Regions from separate parts of the Homo sapiens genome. Here region 2 is linked to region 1. A link is a loop called in an ENCODE intact Hi-C map of the cell type or tissue named here. Cell type or tissue: PC-9. All regions are shown on one strand.

What was found. Hi-C counts contacts between places; a loop is a spot of excess contacts. Peaks named below come from ENCODE experiments on the same cell type or tissue, not always from the same donor. Only the 100,000 strongest peaks of a DNase experiment are listed, where the experiment ranks them.
Region 2: a loop joins it to region 1, with 10 times the contacts of the local background. A loop is called at or near these places in 3 of 110 quality-filtered maps.

Annotation. Positions count from the first base shown.
Region 1 is chr12:1,604,161-1,606,660 of GRCh38, forward strand. No RefSeq gene overlaps it. Among named protein-coding and RNA genes, the nearest start is that of FBXL14, 11 kb to the left of the region's middle. RefSeq lists enhancers at 1,171-1,692, 1,283-1,342, 1,463-1,542, 1,693-2,212. In PC-9, CTCF peaks have their summits at 1,300 and 1,503; DNase peaks (open chromatin) are centred at 1,221 and 2,011; H3K4me3 peaks cover 1,578 bases; H3K27ac peaks cover 1,237 bases.
Region 2 is chr12:1,789,791-1,792,290 of GRCh38, forward strand. CACNA2D4 (calcium voltage-gated channel auxiliary subunit alpha2delta 4) reads right to left here. Exons shown (of 38, transcript NM_172364.5): 38 at 2,173-2,500. Among named protein-coding and RNA genes, the nearest start is that of LRTM2, 30 kb to the right of the region's middle. In PC-9, CTCF peaks have their summits at 1,521 (motif pointing left) and 1,720; a DNase peak (open chromatin) is centred at 1,499.

The sequences.
Region 1 (2,500 bases):
GGAGACCCTGTCTGAAAGAAGGAGGCTGGGAAGTGCAGCAGGGAGGGGAGGGCAGGAGTAGGTTGGTTAATGGATGTAAAATTACAACTAGACAGGAGGAATAAGTTCTAGTGTTCTAAAGCACCGTAGGGCGAATATAGTTAACAATTTATTTTATTTGTTCAAAAAGCTAGAAGAGAGGATTTTCAGTGTTCCCAACACAAAGAAATGGTTTTCGAGGTGATGGATATGCTGATTACCCTGATTGGATCCATTACACATAGCATACATGGATAGAAATAGCACTCTGTGCTCTATAAATGTGTACAATTTTTACATGTCAACTGAAAATAAAAGGAAAAAAAGATGTGCAAATATGTTTTGAGATCTTTAAAGCGCCATGTAAATGTGTGGTATGTTTTGCTTGTTAGGAGTACTGCTGTCCCATTATGTATTTGAACAACTCCTCATAAAGTACCTTTGGCTTGGGGAAAAAAAAGAGTTAACAGTGAGTGTCATATTGACCATACTGTGAGCAGGATCTGGTCACGGTGAGGCATGGTGATCATGGAAGACACTCGAAGGCTCTGGTTGGTTTGCTAGCCAAAATAGGTCAGAGTGTGTGTGTGGGGGGGGGTGAGAGTGTGTGTGTGTGTGTGTGAGAGTGTGTGGGGTGTGTGTGGGGGGGTGAGTGTGTGTGAGACAGTGTGTGAGGGGTGTGTGAGTGTGTAGGGTGAGTGTGTGAGAGAGTGTGTGAGAGTGTGTGAGAGTGTGTGGGGGTGTGTGAGAGTGTGTGTGGGTGTTTGTGGGGGGTGTGAGAGTGTGTGGGGGGTGAGTGTGTGTGAGTGTGTGAGGGGTGTGTGTAGGGTGAGTGTGTGATAGTGTGAGAGTGTGTGGGGGTGTGTGAGAGTGTGTGGGGTGAGTGTGTGGGAGGTGAGAGTGTGTGAGAGAGTGTAGGGTGAGTGTGTGTGAGAGTGAGTGTGAGAGTGTGTGGGGTGAGTGTGTGTGAGTGTGTGGGGGTGAGAGAGTGTGTGTGAGAGTGTGTGTGTGAGTGTGTGAGAAAGTGTGTGTGTGAGAGTGTGTGGGGGAGGGTGTGTGTGTGTGAGAGTGAGTGTATGTGAGAGACAGAGGGTGGTGTGTGTTTGTGCCTGTGTGAGTGTGTGTACTGCAGGGTAGATATCCTGATACCTGTTTCATGCCTTCAGGCCCACAGCTGGCTGTGGCCTCGCAGGACCAGGAATGCGTTTGTGTGTAATTATGTCACCCTCTAGCGGTGACTTCCCTACTAGCCCTTTATCCTTGAAAAGCCCACTCGGGTGTCGGTGACCTCTCTTCCCAGTGACAGCCCGGGAGCAGAACTTCGGGGAGATTCTGGCATGGAGGGACAGTGCTGGGAAAAGCGGGGTGTGGCCGGGCATGAAGAGAGTGCCAGGGCCCGGGAAGAGTGAAAAGTACAACTAGGACTAATGAGGAGTGCACCCTGCCGAGCAGAAGGGGAAGCAGGAGCGGGCCAGGCACAGCGTCTGGAGAGGAGGGAAGAGAAGGCGCTCTCAAGGGGAGGCTCTTGCGTGTCAATTTCTGCCAAGTGCCATTTTATGTCTGTGGGGTGGGACGGTTATCGCAGCTAGAGCTCTTTCCAGAATGTCAGCACTGAGGGCCGAAGTGGGCGTGGAGAAGCAGTTTCAATTCTGTTTTCCAAGGGAAGTAGGCACAGGTTTAGAGGCTGCCTGGAGCTGCCTAAATTCCAAACGTTCACCACCGTGGAGTGGACTGCTGACTTGGCTGCTTCTGCCTAGCCTGGGGCTCTGTTCCCTCTGCCAGTAAAGGTCATTTTATCAGGATCCTCAGAGGCTTTCGCATGTTGATAAATATTTCAAAAGACAAGGGGGAATCAAGATCAGTCTTACTGAGAGCGGATTTGGAACTCCGCGTTCGGCGGGACGCTGCCGCCCGAGGCCTGACTGAGCCACAGTGCGAAGGGTGCTCCCTTTTTGAAAAGGTGCTGGCGCCAGGCCAGGCTTTGCTGGAAAGTCCTATCTGGATGAGTCAGAGCATTTACATTTCTTACATAATGTCAGACCCAGAGGAGCTTTAGGGATCAGCCCAGCTACAGAGTTCACAGCCAGGTCCCCTTTTCTGCCAAGAGGATAGGGTTAAAGGTTTTAAAAAAAACAAGCAGAGTCTCAAGGGGCAGAAAAGCGAAGGCTCAGAGTTAATGCTGATTAACTCTTCACACCCCAGAAAAGATGGTTCTGAGGTAAAACCACACCTTTATGTCACATGATGCCACTGCCTTCCTGAATCCAGTCATTCCTAAAGAGGTCAGTAACACCAAGCACTGACCTTCCCGCCTTGTGTGCAGGAAATTAAAGAGGCATGAAAACCCTGTCCACATTTTCTCTAAAGTTGGAACAGCTTGCCTGGGGCTTCAGACTGAGCTTCAATCTCAAGCTTCAGTGAGATTCTTTGTTGTTTATTTTTTATTTTTAAACTATTTGGCCAGGCGCGGTGGCTCACGCCT
Region 2 (2,500 bases), 190 kb after region 1:
CTTAGGTAAATTTAGTTTTTGGAAGGGCATTTCCAGTATCAGGATAATATGTTCATTCTGAATTCTCATTTTTAAGTATAGATTTAACTTTAGAGTGTCCCATACCTTACCTGGGCATAGACATTGGATCATTCCCTGCTTTTGACAAACAGTATTAGCTGAAGCCTACTAATAACCCACTTGTCTTTTCCTCGTCTCTTCCCAAAAGGCATCTGAGCCGGGCATGGTGGCTGACGCCTGTAATGCCAGCACTTTGGAAGGCCGAGGTGGGCGGATCACAAGGTCAGGAGTTCGAGACCACCTTGGCCAAAATGGTGAAACCCCGTCTCTACTATAAATACAAAAAATTAGCTGGGTGTGGTGGAGGCACCTGTAATCCAGCTACTTGGGAGGCTGAGGCAGGAGACTCGCTTGAACCTGGGAGGTGGAGGTTGCAGTGAGCTGAGACCATACCACTGCACTCCAGCCTGGGTGACAGAGCGAGACTCCATCTCCCAAAAAAAAAAAAAGTGTCTGTATGGTTCCTGATACCCAGGTGATGTTATGTGGTTGTAGAGGAAGTAGATAAGGACAAGTTTGGATTCTGACTGTACAGCGTGCTAGGCTCTGGGTGCCTAGAGAACCCTCTGGGCAATGTTACTTTAAAATCATCCCAGAAACAACATCTTCTTGAATATTTGGCTTCAATTGTAGTGTTTCATTTTGTCTTCCCCTCAGAGGGCATGAACCATTTGCTAGCCAGCACTGCTCCCTACCCACCACCAACACCCTATCTAATGTACAAATCTTTTCTGCCTTCAGCTGTTTGACTTGGTGAAACAAGGGCAGCCTGTCTCACTCATGTAGAGGCTGCTTATGATGGCATGGGGCAGGAAGGAAGCGTCACGTGCGATGGCCTCTTGTCACCGCCATCCTACTGTCCCACCGTCCCTACCCTGCTACACTACCTGGAAATGAAAAGGGTAGCTTCAGATCTCAGTTGTGCCATTTGCCATGTAGCATGGGCAAGTGGCCGTTTGCTTGTCTAGCCTCGGTGTTCTGTTAAAATGAGGCCAACGATACATCCTCTAGAGCCCACGCTGAGATGCTGTGGTTTCTATAGATAATTTCCTCAAACTTCCCATAGTGATTGGCTGGGTTTTCTGCCAAACCCTCGCTCCAATTCCGTCCTTTTGTGGACTTCATTTACTTTTCTGGCCTTATGATATGCCCACTTTCTTGCCTCCCCGCCGCCCCCGAACCACAACTTCACTGAGCTTAATGAAGTGGTTGAAGCATTTTCCCTGAAAGCTCTTCTATTAAAATACACAACATTATTATGTGGATTTAGTAGTTCACATATCCTTGGTACTGAGGAAGGAAGATCTGACAGCATCCTTAAGTTCCTGGTCCTCCAAAGGTGGTGTACAACATAAGATTTCAAAATTCTGCATTCTAATTTATCAAATGACTTAGGTTCCAAGTTCATGCGTCCGAGAGCAGGTGATGGGCTTTAGAGTGAGCCAGGCTGCCACCTGCTGTCCTTTAGTGGTTCTGCTAAAAGTAGAAGAGGAATCGTTCTGACCTTCAAAGGCAAAGCTTATGAGAATATTTTGTTCTCCAAGGTAGAGAAGGTTAGTTTATCAGAAATGGTTTTTCCTTCCAATGGTCTTGAAAGGGATTCCCCTCGGCCATGCAGAGATATGGGGCCCAGAGGAAGCAGACAAAACCAGGCCAGAAGCTGCTCCAGCTTCCTAAGCTTGGCTTTTTAAGAGTTGATAAATTTGCCTGAAAGTGCTCTACCTGTTTGGGTGGGGATGATAACCCTTCCAAAAGATAACACTGGGTTATGGTCCTACAGAGACTGCTGTTTGGTGTCTGTGAGTTGGTAGTTGGGGTCAAATGCAGTTGGAGGTCAGAATGTGCCTTAATGCCAAAGAATGAACGGCAGGTGGGCGGCCACGGCCTTGGCAGGAAGTGGCAGGGCGAGAGTTAGTGCTCACCCTGCTGTGTGCCGCACAGGTGGTGCCTCGTGACACATGGTTGGGACACTCAGTGATGGCAGCCCAGGGGCTAGAAAGGGCTCCTTGCTGCTTTCTTAACCCTGCTGGGCCTGTTGAACACCTTATTGTTCCTGGCATCTAAATTGTAATTTCTTTGTCCCCACCTCCATGAAACAAGGTAATGTAATGATCGCAGTTAGCATGTATTTATTTAGCGTTTAGTATATGCCAGGCAGTTTCAAGCATGTTACGTGAATACATCACATTCAATCTTCATACACTCTTCCGGTAATTTGGAGGCAATTTTCAACTCTGCTGCAGTTTCTATAACATGGGACTAATGATAGTACCCACTTTCAGGGGGCTGTTGTGAGGATGGAATGAGCTGAAACATGTTATTTGGTACATGTAAACCTTAGCTGTTCTAGCATTATTCTGCCACTTAAGCTGTCTTCGAGCTGCAGTGTCTTCTGCTGTAAGGGGGCATTAATACTGCCCTCACAGGGTTGTTGCAAGAC